Regions from separate parts of the Homo sapiens genome. Here region 1 is linked to region 2. The links are chromatin loops, found by intact Hi-C in ENCODE. Cell type or tissue: IMR-90. All regions are shown on one strand.

Region 1 (8,000 bases), 120 kb before region 2:
CATCAGGGAGACCCCTCGCTAAACTTGGACACATGGTTTGGTGATCCCCTAAATGTCCACAAAGCCTCGGCCAGGGTAGAGGGGTGCGGTTGGAGAGCTCATAGTGCAAACAAGCTGTGTTGAAAGTCCTCCAAACTTTTGGCAAGTTTGAGTTCAAGTCTTGGTTTCACTTTAAACTAGCCACACAGTCTCCTAAATGCCAGTCTCCTGGACTCAGTTGCACTTTCTGTAAAATGGGGCTGAAAACAGCTGCCTCCCTGCTAGAGTCCAAATGCATCTCAAAGCTCTGGGCAGCGCGGGAGAAGTGTGGCTCCCGTCGCTTTGATTCGCCAGCTGTGGGTCTCACCATTGACCCTGGGACCTGAAAGCTCTGTCCGTTCCCCTCCCAGCCTCTGCTGTGTGCTGAAATCTGGTGTGTTTTCATGAGGTCTCGGAGCCGTTATCTTACTTGTGGTCTTATGGGCTCAGTTTTGCAACTCTGGCAAAAGAGAACAAAATCTTCTAGAGAGCATTTCTGCTGTGTTGTCCCGCGGTCCCTAGTGATATTTCATTATCAATGAGTGGCTGAGTGGACAGGATGCAGGGGCATCTCTCTAGGAGTGGCGCATGCACCCGGCCCTGCCTGGGAGCATCAGGGGTAGAAGAGCAGAGTTAGAGTGGGAGCCTCACACCCTGGGTACCGAAGTGCACTCGGGGCAGCCACCAAAGCGTGAGCTCTTCCAGGACGCTAGGAGGGCACTCTGCAGGGGGCATCCATCTGCCAGAGGTCAGAGGTCAGAGATCAGCTCATCATATCTGGGTCAAAGGCGAGTGGGCAGCACCGATGGTGGTGGGGGGGCGTGTTTGTGTTGGTGGAACGTCACCATGATGCGAGGGTCTCCGTCGTCTCCCATGGGGGTGACACGTTGGTGCCTTCTCATCAACAGAGGCACCACGTGACCCGGGAGGCCCGTGCCCTGACTCCCCCAGCCCAGCAGCCTTCCCAGGAGGCAGAAGAGGGTGGAAGAGAACTTTAGGGCAAGATTCGGTTGTTTGGTTTGGGAGCCCCCTTCCCCCTGCATGGGTTGGTGGGGGTGCTTGGGATTTTCACATCCAGAGGGAAGCCCACTCCGTGGGAGGCAGCAGGGCACTAAGCCAAGGGCATACCTGGGCCTCGAGGTTAGAAGAGCTGCGTTCCGGCTCCAGACTTGCTGCTCGCCCTGGGCAGGTTCCTTAAATTCCATGGACTTCAGCCTCCTCATCTGTAGAGTGGGAGTGATGGAGCCCAGACTCTGGAAAGTCAGGAGGGTGAGAGGAGATCACGGAGGTCAGGCGCTCACACCACGACGGGCGCAGGGCAGGTCTTCCCCGGCGGCCCCCTTCGCCCTGAGGGTTGCTGGCGTGAGCCCCTTCTTGATGTTGGCAAGCCCGGGACCACTTGGAGGTCCATCCCATTTGGAAAGAGTTTGTGTGTTTTCATTGTCAATGGAAAAGGGGTGGAAGTGCTTCGGTCCCGGTTCCGACTGAGCTGTCTCAGAAGTGAGGGTAGAATGGGCAGTGTGGGCCAGGGCTGCCGGGCACTGCCCCTGTGAACTGGGCCTCGGCCAATTGGTTTGTGGCTTTGGCAGATGGCACCAACCAGGTTCCAGCCAGGACCCTGGCCTGGCCTCCTAACGTGCCTGTCTGCCTCCTTCGTGTCTCCTCTTTACAATAGCCAGGGGCATATTTGGAAACAGTCCTGTCCAGCCATGTGTTATCTGATGTGTGTTGGTCTGTTAAGCCGGCTACAGCAAAGTACCACAAGCTTCAACAATAGGAATTTAGATTCCCACAGTTCTGGAGGCCAGAAGTCTAAGATCAAGGTGCTGGCGGGGCTGGTTTCTTCTGGGGTCTCTCTCTGTGGCTGGCAGACGGCGTCTTCTCCCTGTGTCCTCATGTGGTCGTCCTCTGCGTGTCTCGGTCCTAAACTCTTCTAGTAAGGACACCAGTCAGCTTGGTTAGGGCCCAACCTCATGGCCTCACATTACCTTAATCACCTCCGCAAAGGCCCCGTCTCCAAATACATTGCATTTGGAGGTCCTGGACATTAGGGCTCCAGTGTGTGAGTTTGGGGAAAACCAGCTCAAACCCATAGCTGTGTGCTTGTTCCTGTGCACCCAGCACTGGGCTCTGGGGGTACAAACTGGAATGAGGTGCTGGCCCTTTTATGGTTACTTTTCTTTTTTTAATTTTTTTGAGGTGAAGTTTTGCTCTTGTCTCCCAGGCTAGAGTGCAATGGCATGATCTCGGCTCACTGCAACCTCCACCTCCCAGGTTCAAGCAATTCTCCTGCCTCGGCCTGCCAAGTAGCTGGGATTACAGGCAGGCGCCACCACGCCCAACTGATTTTGTATTTTTAGTAGAGACGGGGTTTCTCCGTGTTGGCCAGGCTGGTGTCGAACTTCTCAGGTGATCCACCTGCCTCGGCCTCCCAAAGTGCTGGGATTACAGGTGTGGGCCACCATGCCCGGCCTATGGTTACTTTTCTGCTCAAAATCTGCTGTGTTCTCCTGCGGCCCAAATGTAGTAGGAGCCATCCAGATCTGGAGGAGCCTCATCCCCTCCCAAGCAGGGACCCTCCGACCCACCCCCAGGCCCTCTGGGCTGAAGTCAAACCCAACCACTTTCAGACCCAACAGTACTGGCACACCACCCAGCATGGCAGGCCTGTGTCTCCCAGGCTGGTGGCTTTTGTGGTGCACATGAGGGCACTTGGAGAAACCCTCCCATTCCTCTCCCCTTTTCCTTCTGTTGTCTTCCAATGTGGAGGTTTCACTAAACCCCGTGGTTCTCCCAACTCTAAAGCTCCACCTGAGACTTCATAACTTCTCTTTGGAATCCTTAGAGAAGGACCAGCCTCTAAGCTGTGGAAGTCCCTTTAACATTCAGAACAAAGGCGGCCAGTCAGATCTCCTGGGATAGCTCACGCTGGCTCAGGAGGACGTGCCAGAGGACTCATTTAAAAACAGCATTTGACTCCTCCTGTTTTCTCACTTTGGCATTTTGTTTTATTTTGTTAAGCACAGGTTGGCCCTCCCTGATCTGACAATCCAAAATCCGAAATGCTTCAAAATCCAAAACTTTTTGAGCACTGCCCTGAAGCCACGTGTGGAAAATTCCACACCTGACCTCATGTGATGGGTTGCAGTCAAAACATAGTGAAAACTTTGTTCCATGCACAAAATTATTTTAACATGTTGGATGAAATTACCTTCAGGCTACATGTATAAGGTGTATCTCAAACATCAACAAATTTTGTGTTTAGATTGGGTCTTATCCCCAAGATATCTCATTATGTACATGCAAATCAGCGGAGCATCGTCATGACACCAGGAGGACACCCCGTGACGCCGATTACCGCACTCTCAACCTCAACCCAGCGTCAGAGTTTTCTGGCATCTCTTCTTTGAGCCTGGCCGCCTGCAGCTGGAAATGCTCATATATGGTGGTGTGACTAACCTGAGAGAGAGAGATCAGGGATCCTGAGAAGTTCTGCATTCTTGGTCTGCTTCCCAGTGGGACGAGTAAGCACGCAGAGGTCCTCCCCACGCAGCCCCGGGCTCGGCTTTGGAGGAGGGCAGCCCGTCTGCCCTGCTACAAAGCAAGCCAAGCCTCTCCTCTCCGCATGGGGTTATTTTTGTCTGAGGCGCAGGCTCAGTCAGGACCCTGGAGAGTTTCCAGGGGTCGGGAATGGGAACCACAGCATTCCCATAGCTCTTTGGCTCAGCCTCTGTCGCCTGTTGCCAACGTTTCTGCTTCCTGGGATGCCCGTCTTGGCCTCTATCCCCTCCAGGCCTTGATCTACATCTCCCCACCCCGGCCCCACCCGAGGATGCCCACCTTGCACTGCCACTGTCCCAGCCAACTTGACTGGTAAACACCTGGTTGGTGCTATGGGGGTGAAGACCAGGGAGGACTCATGTGAAGAACTGAGCCCCGTGGAGTTCCGACGGGTCAGCCTGAGGCACGGCCACCACCCAACCCTCCAGACAGAGCTGCTTCTTCCGGCCCTCGAGGGCCTGGCACTGTCTTTAGAGTCAGCCTTGTCCTGCTATGTGGGGACTGCGGGTTTCCTCCTCCATCTCCCCGACCTAACTGAGCTCCTTGAGGCCAGGGACAGAGTCCTCTTCATCTTCGCATCCCCAGTCTCCATCTCGGAGTCCAGCACAAAATAAGGCGCTTGATGGAGGTGACTGGGTGGCCCCGACTCTCCCCTGCGAGGAAAGCAGAGAGGAGGGGTGTGCGTGGACGCACTCGTTCAAGCCCTTCCTTGTCTTCTTGGGCCAATGACATACATTTTTCAGATGGCAAGCCAGGAGGAGGAGGTCTGTGGTTCGTGACCCTATAATGGAGGGGAGGTAGTTGGCCCCCAGGGACAGAGGAGTCAAGGTAGCTTGCTGGAAAACTCTGGGTCTTTGTAATCATCATTTCGAATTTCAGCATCTCTGCTTACCAGGAGGCCGGCCCTGGGCTTGTCTTGTCACCACACTAAGCCATAGCTTGCTTTTTTTTTTTTTTTTTCTGAGACGGAGTCTCGCTCTGTCGCCCAGGCTAGTGTGCAGTGGCGCAATCTCGGCTCACTGCAAGCTCCGCCTCCCGGGTTCACGCCATTCTCCCGCCTCAGCCTCCCAAGTAGCTGGGACTACAGGCGCGTGACACCACGCCCGGGTAATTTTTTGTATTTTTTAGTAGAGACAGGGTTTCATCGTGTTAGCCAGGATGGTCTCGATCTCCTGACCTTGTGATCCGCCCGCCTCGGCCTCCCAAAGTGCTGGGATTACAGGCGTGAGCCACCGCCCCCGGCCAGCCACAGGTTTCTTATCTGTAAAATGGGGATGAGAACAGCCTGACCTCCTGGGTTGCCATGGTGATTGAGAATAACATAAACGACCGGCCTGTGTAGGTGCTGATGAAGGGTTTTCTGAGGGAACAAAAGGCTGAGGCCTTGGCTGGACGTGGTTCTGGGCAGCTGTGTCTTAGTGTGCAACAGATGTGCGGGTGGGGCCCGGGGCGAGGGCCGTGATAAGAGGAGCCATATGTCAACCACTATTGGTAAACTGAGTCTGACTTCACAGGGACTAGAAGTTTGCTCTCAACGTTGGTCCACGGAGCATCCTTTGGTGATGGGAAATGACTTTAGCAATCCCCTTGGGGCAGGTGATAGAAGCTAATTTGTGCCTGAGATTCACCTGAGTCCTGAATGAATAAGAGATGCTGACTCATAATTAGAAAATGCAGGGACTCGCTCAAGGAAAACTTGAGTCCAGGAAGAACTGTTCTAGGTTATCCTCTTTGGAATCCTGACAGCTTGCCTCGCTGGAAACCCTTGGCGTAAATCCCAGCTCCACCACTTCCTGTCTGTGGGACCTTGCTTGTTTAGCTTCTGTGGGCCTCAGTTTCCGCATCTGTAAAATGGAGAGAGTCGTGTGTGCTGCGTTCGCTGCTCCAGCCAGCGCTGTGACCGGCTCCTACTAATGCGACTTCTCCCACCACCCTCTGCTTCCTTTCAGAGCTCAAGCGCCCAGCTCTGCCCGAGGAGCCCAGGCTGCCCCGTGAGTCCCATAGTTGCTGCAGGAGTGGAGCCATGAGCTGCGTCCTGGGTGGTGTCATCCCCTTGGGGCTGCTGTTCCTGGTCTGCGGATCCCAAGGCTACCTCCTGCCCAACGTCACTCTCTTAGAGGAGCTGCTCAGCAAATACCAGCACAACGAGTCTCACTCCCGGGTCCGCAGAGCCATCCCCAGGGAGGACAAGGAGGAGATCCTCATGCTGCACAACAAGCTTCGGGGCCAGGTGCAGCCTCAGGCCTCCAACATGGAGTACATGGTGAGCGCCGGCTCCGGCCGCAGAGGCTGGCACCGGGGGTGGGGCCTGGGCCACCAGCCTGCTCTGTTCCCCAGCCAGCTCTGTTCCCCAGCCAGTGCGTGTGATGGCTGGCTCAGGGTCTCCTCTGGCAGGGGAGGATCCCGGCTCTGTTCTGTTTTGTTTGTTTGTTTTGAGACAGGGTCTCACTCTGCCACTGACGCTGGAGTGCAATGGCACAATCGTCATGCCCTGAAACCTTAGACTCCCGGGGTTAAGCGATCCTGCTTCAGCCTCCCAAGTAGCTGGAACTACAGGCATGCACCATGGTGCCCAGCTAGATTTTAAATATTTTGTGGAGATGGGGGTCTTGCTACGTTGCCCAGGCTGGTCTTGAACTCCTAGGCTCAAGCAATCCTCCTGCCTCAGCCTCTCAAAGTGCTAGGATTATAGGCATGAGTCACCCTGTCTGGCTCTGGCTCTGTTCTTAACATTCTGCCAAAACAACACACGTGGGTTCCCTGTGCAGAGCCTGCCTCGTTGCCTTCATGTCACTCTTGGTAGCTCCACTGGGAACACAGCTCTCAGCCTTTCCCACCTGGAGGCAGAGTGGGGAGGGGCCCAGGGCTGGGCTTTGCTGATGCTGATCTCAGCTGTGCCACACGCTAGCTGCACCACCCTGACTTCTCCTTAGCCCGTGTGAGCCTCACTTTCCACTTGGAGAGTCCTTCCTCGCGTGGTTGCCATGACTGTGAGATAAGTCGAGGCTGTGAAGGGCCCGGCACAGACTGACCCTGCCTCCCCAACCCCTAGGCTTTGCTAACCGGGAAAGGAGCTAACGGTGACAGAAGACAGCCAAGGTCAACCCTCCCGGGTGATTGTGATGGGTGTTCCAGGTGTGGTTGGGCGATGCTGCTACTTGACCCCAAGCTCCAGTGTGGAAACTTCCTTCCTGGCTGGTTTTCCAGAACTACAGAGGAATGGACCACAGTCTTCCAGGGTCCCTCCTCGTCCACCAACCGGGAGCCTCCACCTTGGCCATCCGTCAGCTATGAATGGCTTTTTAAACAAACCCACGTCCCAGCCTGGGTAACATGGTAAAGCCCCGTCTCTACAAAAAAATCCAAGTTAGCCGGGCATGGTGGTGCGCACCTGTAGTCCCAGCTGCAGTGGGACTGAGGTGGAGGTGGAGGTGGGGGGTGGGAGCTGAGGAAGGAGGATCGCTTGAGCCTGGGAAGTCAAGGCTGCAGTGAGCTGAGATTGCACCACTGCACTCCAGCCTGGGTGACAGAGCAAGACCCTGTCTCAAAAAAAAAAAAAAAATCCACATCTCCCCCAGAGTCTGAGTCTTTGCCACTTTGTGGGTACAGGCATCATCATGTCTTTGGAATGCACCCATGGCCCCCTGCTGTGATTGCTCTGAGAGACACGCTGCCGTCTCATCTGTGTCTTTAAAGCTGTGGTCACGTTCCTTTGCCACAGGCTGAGCTGGCCTGGGTGATGACCCGTGTCTCCCCCACAAAGCTGCCATGGAGGGTCGTGGCATGAGGGTTGAGTGGCTATTACGTGCCACGTGAATTGTGTCCTCTTTAATCCTGACAGTAATCCTGGAAAATAGAAAGTATTAGCACCAATTTGCAGAAGAGAAAACTGAGGCTCAGAGAGGTTCATCTTTAAAGGACTTGTACAAACCACACAGCTACAAATGTACAAATGGTGAAGCTGGGATTCAAAGCCACCCTGTCTGTCCCCAAAACCTGCACATAGAAGGTGCTAATACGTATTTATTGTTTCTGTTTGTTTGTTTGTTTTTGAGACAGAGTGTTGCCCTGTCGTCCAGGCTGGGGTGCAATGGTGCCATCTCGGCTCACTGCAACCTCTGGCTCCTGGGTTCAAGCAATTCTCCTGACTCTGCCTCCTGAGTAGCTGGGATTACAGGCTTGCACCACCACGCCAGGCTAATTTTTTGTATTTTTATTAGAGACGGGGTTTCACCATGTTTGTATTTTTATTAGAGACGGGATTTCACCATGTTGGCCAGGCTGGTCACAAACTCCTGACCTCAAGTGATCCACCCACCTCAGCCTCCGACAGTGCTGGGATTACAGGCATGAACCACCGTGCCCGGCCTATACATATTTATTGAATGTGTGGGTAGGAGGCTCTGCTTCTCTGCCTTCCA
Region 2 (8,000 bases):
ATGACGCTGGGGATGTTCGTGCAGTCCTGGCCATTTGAGGCTCCACAGGCCCAGCAGGCCAGGCCCTGGCATCAGCACCCATTTACAAAGGGGGAAACTGAGGCTCCCAGGGTTCTTCCTATGCCCGATGCTAACAGAGGTAGCAGGTATTTCCCTCTCTTTCCATATTCAGAATAAAGTTAAGATGCTTCTCCTGGCTGGGCACCATGGCACACTGCCTGTGGTCCCAGCTCCCCGGGGGACTGAGGTGGCAGGATTACGTGAGCTGCTGAGGTCGAGGCTGCAGTGAGCCATGATCATGCCACTGCACTCCAGCCTGGGCGAGAGAGCAAGACCCCATCTCAAAAAAATAAAGAAAGAAAGAAAATTAAAAAAAAAAAAAGATGCTTTTCCTTCCCCAAAGCGTGTACATCGTGTATGTTGTGGATAACGCTGGTAACTCACAGAGGTCCCCACGGATCTCTCGGTGCTGTCGTTCCCGTGGCCAGCACCTGCAAACACCCCTTCCGGGGGCTGCCTTCAGGCTACAGCAGACACCTGGCCAAAGTCCCTCTGGGTCACTCTGCGGCCTGAGGCTGCGGGGTCAGAGGCCCAGCTCCCTTGCCTGAAGACTGCCTCCCGCTTGCCTGCCCACGAATCAGGCTGGGGCTGGGCTGGGGCTGAAATGGGGCCCTGGCCAGGCTTCCTCCGGTCCCTAGCCTGCCCTGCTTCTGCACCCAAAGCCCGCCCGGCCGGGCACTCCCACGGTGCCTGCACGCAGGTCCTCACCTGGGGCTGCGCCTCTAGGGCCTCCCACCTGAGACAGGCGTTGGGACTCTCCCCCAGTGCCTCCCACTGTGGCACATGAGGGGCAGTGCTGACTTCCTCAGTCACTCAGCAGATACTGACTGAGCACCGACCTTGTGCCGGCCAGGACTCCAGGTGCCAGGCGGTGCTGTGGCTATGTGTGTGTGTGTGTGTGTTCCTGTGTAGTTTTGTGTGTGTGTGTCCCTGTGTGGTTTTGTCTGTGTGTGTGTCTCTGTGTGTTTTTTTCCGTGTGTGTGCATGTGTCTGTGTGGTTTGGTCTGTGTGTGCTTGTGTCTGTGTGGTTTTGTCTGTGTGTGTCTCTGTGTGGTTTTGTCTGTGTGTGCATGTGTGAATCTGTGTGGTTTTGTCTGTGTGTGTGTGTGTGTCTGTGTGCTTTTGTCTGTGTCTGTGTGTGTGTGTGTCTGTGGTTTTGTCTGTGTGTGTGCATGTGTCTCTGTGTGGTTTTGTCTGTGTGTGTGTGTGCATGTCTGTGTGGTTTTGTCTGTGTGTGCACGTGTCTCTGTGTGGTTTTGTCTGTGTGTGTGTGCGTGTCTGTGTCTGTGTGTGTCTGTGTGGTTTTGTCTGTGTGTGTGCACGTGTCTCTGTGTGCTTTTGTCTGTGTGTGCGTGTGTGGTTTTGTCTGTGTCTGTGCGTGTCTGTGTGGTTTTGTCTGTGTGTGTGCACATGTCTGTGGTTTTGTCTGTGTGTGTTTGTGGTTTTGTCTGTGTCTGTGTGTGCTTGTCTGTGTGGTTTTGTCTGTGTGTGTGTGCGTGTCTGTGTGGTTTTATGTGTGCATGTGTGCCTCAGGTGCATCTCTGCGTGTGTCTCCGTGTGTGTGGTGGGGTGTGCCTCTCTCTGATGTTTCTACAGGGGAGGAGCAGGTATCAGGTCACACAGGTGCTAAGTCGCAGAACTAGGGTCTAAGCCCGAGTCCTGAGGCTCTCCACCAACCTGTGCCTCTGAGAAAGGAAGCGCGAATCCTCCACCGCGGGGCCTGCGTATCCCTTAGTTTGTATTTGATACTTGCCAAAAGAGCTCTGCGAGACTTATTTAGATTCTTATGAACACTCCGGGCACACGTAAACAAAGGAAACACGAGTGAAATGGGTGGATTACAGAATGTCCTAAACTTCTTCACTTTTGGAGTCTGACTCTCTGAATCACTCCTTAACTCTGAGTGATCAAGGTCCATGTTCTCTCGGTGCCACCAACCATGAGTACAGCAGCAACTCTTCAAGGGCTCCACTCAAGGGCTAAACCTTTGCTTCTTGAACCGGCTTTGCAATTACCGTATTTCATCAAATATGAGCTGCCACTGCAGGTGAGGAGCATCCTGATTCCAGAGACATTAAAATGGAAAGGAGGTGTGTTTCTCCAGTTTGATAAAAAGAGAAAGTGGCCTGGACTCCTTTTGACTCCCACATCCAACTAACACCTCCTTCAGCTTTCTGCACAGCCATGTAATTATCTTCCCAGCTATCCTAGCCCTCTCCCTCTCCCTCCAGGTTGGCATCGGCTCCTAGTTCTCTAAACAGAAGGATGTCCTGCCTCAGGCCTTCGTACATGCTGTTCCTTCCATCTGCACACCATTCCTGAGCCCCACATGACTCCCTCTCTCCCATTGTCCTGGTCTCTGTTCAAATGTCACCTAAGGGCCACCGAGCTGCACAACCTCTGGAGTGCCGTGCCCATCACCCTTCACCCCCTGCCTCAGCTGGACCCATTCCTCACAAGCCAGAGGAATTTTACTCTAATGGTGGAATTTCAGGCCAAGTAGAAAAATATATTTCGTGTGTATGAAGAAAGGGGAAAAAGAACCCTTCTCTGAGACCTCAAGTTATTATTTAATTGATTAATTTTTAGTCATTGATTAAATTATTAAATAACAAATGAAATCAATTGTATTAATTTCTTAGGAGTAAATTATTTTTCCACTGCACTCCAGCCTGGACAACAGAGCAAGACCCTATCTCTAAAAAATTTATATAAATCTATTGCCAATTTATTAATTGCTATTTAACAATGAGTTCCACCAACTGAGGGCGCTGGACCAGGCATGGTATGAACCTAAAGAGCCACACCCTTATGATCTACTGGGCCCAGTAGGGTCTGACCCTGTGACCTGTCTGGGCCCATTCCCAGCGCCTGCTGCTGCAGCCACACCAGCCTTCCCCCAGCTGCCACAGAGCCTTTGCTTCCTGACCACCTTCAAGCACTCCTAGATCTTGGCCCCCTAAGCCAGCTCGGCCCCAGGGTGATTGCACTTTTCCTGCCTTTGGGCAGCAGGTGGTGTATCAGTCAGGACTGGCCACATTGTGCCGCTGTGACAAACAAACCCCAAATCCCAGTGGCTGAAGACAATAAGGATGTGTTCCTTGCTCATTCTCTGTGTCAGAGGCCAGCGGGGGGTTCTGCTCATCATGGACACTAGGGGGCCCCAGCTCAGGGAGTAGCCACATCTCAACGGTTGCCAGCAGCCGTGCCAGAGGCGCTCACGTTGGTGAGTAAATGCTCCAGCCTGGGCAGGGACGCATGTCTCTTCTGCTCACATGCTTCCCGGCTACAGGTAGGAGAATGACAATGCGTGCCACATCCCCTCAAAAGGGGCAGAAAGTCTAATCCTACCAGGTGCCTAGAAGAGAGACAACCAGAAATATTTGGTGCCCAGCACTAATATCTATACCAGGTGGCGTTCAGTGAGCATCCAGTGCAATACAGCTTCCTGAGCAGCTCCTAGGTGCCAGGCACTGCACAGGGCATAGGGAACCAGCAGTGAAGACAGACAGTGGACAAGCCAGGACAGAACTCATGACTTCACTGCATGGGTGGCGCCTGCTGCAGGGAGAATGCTGGGCTCCAGCATGTCGAGCAGGGTCCAGTGACTTCAAGGAGGGGTTTAGAAAGGCCCCTCACTCTGGGACCAGTGTTTCAGGTAAGGCCTAAAGGGTGACTAGGACTTCTCTGGGTGAAGATGAGTGGAACAGCCTTCTAAGAAGTGGGCGGGGCCGGGAACAATGGCTCACACCTGTAATCCCAGCACTTTGGGAGGATGAGGCAGGCAGATCACCTGAGGTCACGAGTTCAAGGCCAGCCTGGACAACATGGTGAAACCCCATCTCTATTAGAAATACAAAAATTAGCTGGGCACGGTGGCTCATGCCTGTAATCCCAGCACTTTGGGAGGACAAGGCTGGTGGATCACCTGAGGTCAGGAGCTCGAGACTGGCCTGGAAAACATGGTGAAACCCCATCTCTATTAGAAATACAAAGATTAGCTGGGCGTGCTGGCGGGCGCCTGTAATCCCAGCTGCTTGGGAGGCTGAGGCAGGAGAATCACTTGAACCTGGGAGATGGAGGTTGCAGTGAGCCGAGATCGCACCACTGCGCTCCAGCCTGGCAACAAGAGCGAAACTCCGTCTCAAAAAAAAAAAAAAAAAAAGAAGTGGGCATAACATGTGCAAAAGACCTGCGGCTGCAGGAAATAATCTTTTCCAGCAACTGTGAGGAAGCCAGCGTGGCTGGAACACATAGCACGGAGGAGAATAAGATGGAGCTGGAGAGGTCAGCGGCCAGATCATTCACAACTTTGTACACCGGCTTGTGAGCCCCAGCCCTCATCCTGAGAGCCATAAGGAGCCATAGAGGGTTTGTCGCGATGTGGCTCTGAGCAGCACCCTCTGGTGGCCTTTTAGGGAATGACACTCTTAACATACATGGGCAGCTCCAGGCTGCAGACATTGCTGCCCGGCCAGTCCTGGGCTTGGTTCTAAGTGTTACTTGCAGCCCTTCAGAGAATGCCCATTCCATTAACGCTGGGTGAACACCGCTCACAAAAGGCAATAACCAAGTCTGCAGCTGGCGGGAGACATTTGAGATGGCACACCACCAAGTCATGCTCTCCAGGAGACACCAGACAGACAGGCCAGCGCTACACGGAGCTGACCCAGACGGCAGAAGGTCTGGCTAGCCTGGGTTTTCTCCAATGGGTGCCTGGCTGGGACCTGACTTCAGAGGTTGAGCAAGGGGAGGGGATGGAATCCTGATCCCCTTAATCTTCGTGCAGGGCTGGTGAATCTCAGGCCCCAGGCAGACAGCCAGCCAATGGGCAGAGAGGCCAGGAGCTGACTCCACAGCTCCTGGCCTCATCTGGGAAGGGAGATAAACTCCACCAGCCAGACAAAGGGGGCCCCAAGGCCAGGGCCTCCCTCACATGCCTGTGGCCTCTCTCTGCTTGAGACTGCACCATAGGCCGCAGGCCCTTATCAGCCATGGCCTGGGGACTTCCCAAAGTACAGCCTGCCAGCAAAAGACCACCACCAACTGTTTCATTCTTCATTTCAGACAGGATGAATTGAGCCACCTGACCTTTTCTGGAAAGAGGCAAGAGAAGGAATGTTTCCTCCTTCAGTAAAAGACACTCAGACACATGTCCAGTGTCACGGTGCAAAAGGGTCAGGAAACCAAGTCCCCTCCCATCCCAAAGCCCCATTTCCCTTCCACATTGCTGGTGTCTTTTGTCCTTCCAGAGAGCCCCAGCACAGAGCAGCAAATATGAGCTTAGTGATTCCTGGAGAGGGCTGTGTCCCATGAATGGACTGCCACTTGCTGGCTGCTGGCTTTACGTCTACAGGCAAAGGATGTTATGAAATAGCTCCGGAAGTTTCTTTTGGGGGCCCCCAGCACCTCTTCTCCTATCACGACCAGGCTCTGAAAATGAGGCTTCTTGCTCAGGGAAGAGAACAGGTACAGAGGAATCCACACTCAGCTTTGAGCATCAAAATAAGGGTTTTTAAGGTTTAAGTGTTTGATGAGACAGTGGTCTTGAAAGCCAGGCTTTCCTGGAATTCCCAGAGCCACACGTGACCTGACCACAGTGGAAATCAGACAGGGGACACGTGCAAGATGCAGCCCTGGGGACAGAAAGGCAAACAGCAAGGAGGCGGCTGCAAGAGGGACTTGGGGGAGGTGACAGAGGTGACCATCTTGCTACGACCCCACCGGGTGGAGAGATGGAGACGGGGAAAGCAAACAAAACCCACACAAACAACAACAGAAAACCTGCTCTCAGGGCCGCGTAATGACCGGTGCCCTTTTGTACAGAAGCCCCGCCAGGTTTTGAACTTCAAGCAGGTCCGTGGGGGAAGAAAAGGGCCCAGTCCCATGGAAATTTCCTAGTAGGGTTTATTTTGAAGCAAAGGTTTGGCAGACGTGACCCAGTCTCCTTGGCTAGACAGGGCCTCTTTGAAAAGAGTCAAAAACAGCAGAAAGATGGGAAGTGGTCCTAGAATGAGCTGGTTTTAGTGGAATCTTCTTCTTCCAAAAAGAACCGCCAGAGGCCAGCCCAGGCCTCCCTTGCTTTCCAGAATTCAACTCAACTCACCTGTGGCCCGATGAGCTCGGCGATTCAGCTCGCCCTAATTCCCCAAACCTGTGCAGGTTACCTGACGTGGCAAAAGGCACTTTGCAGGTGGGGCAAGGGGCACCTTGCCATAGGGAGGGTAACCCGGGTCATCCAGGTGGACCTAATCGAGTCACACGAGTCCTTAGAATCAGAGAACCTTTCTGAGCTGCGGTCGGAGGGAGCCGTGGTGGAACCTTTCTGAGCTGTGGTCAGAGGGAGCCGTGATAGAACCTTTCCGAGGGTGCTGTGATTACCGAAGCAGCAGCAGAGATGCAACATTGCCGGCTCTGAAGGTGGACGAAGCGGCCAGGAGCCATGGGATGCCAGTGACCTCTGGACGCTGGAAAAGGCAGGGAAACAGATTCTCCCCCAGAACCCCCAGAAGTTACCAGCCCTGTTGACCGTGACCCAAGCCCAGGGAGACTGAGGCTGGGTTTCTGACCTGTGGAACCGTAAATGACAAATGAGGTTTTTAAGCTGCTAAGTCTGTGGACATTTGTTACAGAACCCGTCGAAAATCCACCCGTCATCTTTCTTGAGCTCCTATGTGGCCGTTCCTGGGATGTGATTCCTAATCCTCGTGACCACCTGTGAGACTGGGCCTGTGATCCCCAGTTCACAGATGGGGAAACTGAGGCTCTCTGAGATGAACTGACGCCCCTTGGGGACCTGAGCAGGGACGGGAACTCCAGGCTGACTCCAAGCTGCGTGGACCTCCGGCTGCCTACAGGTGAGGTGTGTGTCTAACTGCCTCTCAGGGGAGAGGCTGGGACTTGGTGACAGCCTGTGCGGAAAGTGCTGGCACAGAGGAGGGGTTCAGGCCACGTCAGTCCTCTCGCCCCTTTTCCCAAACATCTGCTGACACAGCTCCATTCTGGCTGCTAATTGGGTGACAGATTCTTCCTGATTGCCACTACAAAGCTATTATAAAATCAACCCTGGCCGGGCGTGGGGCTCATGCTGTAATCCCAGCACTTTGGGAGGCCAAGGCAGGAAGACTGCTTGAGGCTAGGAGTCCAAGACCAGCCTGAGCAACATAGCGAGAGCCCATCTCTACAAAAACAATTTTTAAAAATGAGCCAGGTAGGGTGGTGCACACCTGTGGTCCCAGCTACTTGGGGTGTTGAGGTGGAAGAATCACTTTAGCCGGGGAGGGCAAGGCTGCAGTGAGCTGAGATGGTGCCACTGCACTCCAGCCTGGGTGACAGAGCAAGACTGTCTCAAAATAAAATCAGCCCTGGGCTCCCATGGGCAAAAAAACTACTTACCCCCCACACCCTGTGCCCTCTTGGTGGGTAAAAGGCTAAGAAGCTCAAATTGGCAGGAATGTGGTTGGGGCCCCGGCCACCCATGTTGGCCCTGTCTGATCGCTGTGTGACCTCAGGCCAGTCAGCACACCTCTCTGGAAATGTGTTGTTTGGTTTGGCAGAGCTCCCAAGGTTCCCTGCAGCACCAGCTACCTGGGAGCCGCTCTGGTCCCTGCCTGGGCACTGGGGATCAGGTCGGGCTGGCGGCTGCTAGGTGTCAACACCTGCAGCCTGGCAGGTGCCCCAGAGCCCTCCAATCAAGGCCAAACCTTCCTGCCCTCCCGTTCCAAAAGTCAAAGGTGCTCCCTCCCCAGGGAGCTTAGGTCAGGGCCTGGCCCTAAAGCTCTGTGTTCCACCTGGCTTGGCTGACCTCAGGGCAGCCATTCCTTGGAAGGGAAATAAGCCTACAGCTGCCAGGGAAAGTGGAATGGCCCAGGGGTCCCCAACGGTACCCCCAGGCCAGGAGGTAATGGCTCCTTGGCTCAGTCTTTCTCACACTTTGCTGG

The links. Hi-C counts contacts between places; a loop is a spot of excess contacts. Peaks named below come from ENCODE experiments on the same cell type or tissue, not always from the same donor. Only the 100,000 strongest peaks of a DNase experiment are listed, where the experiment ranks them.
Region 1: it touches region 2 in a loop (3-fold over the local background); 4 of 110 quality-filtered maps call a loop at or near these places.

What each region holds. Positions count from the first base shown.
Region 1 is chr16:84,832,894-84,840,893 of GRCh38, forward strand. CRISPLD2 (cysteine rich secretory protein LCCL domain containing 2) reads left to right here. Exons shown (of 15, transcript NM_031476.4): 2 at 5,529-5,842. The coding sequence starts at 5,603. Among named protein-coding and RNA genes, the nearest start is that of CRISPLD2, 17 kb to the left of the region's middle. RefSeq lists an enhancer at 3,279-3,847. In IMR-90, a CTCF peak has its summit at 3,648; DNase peaks (open chromatin) are centred at 3,498, 5,308, 6,338 and 7,238; H3K4me3 peaks cover 385 bases; H3K27ac peaks cover 4,776 bases.
Region 2 is chr16:84,947,928-84,955,927 of GRCh38, forward strand. No RefSeq gene overlaps it. Among named protein-coding and RNA genes, the nearest start is that of LINC02176, 24 kb to the left of the region's middle. RefSeq lists enhancers at 177-677, 678-1,178. In IMR-90, CTCF peaks have their summits at 3,204 (motif pointing right) and 4,475 (motif pointing left); DNase peaks (open chromatin) are centred at 4,474 and 4,924.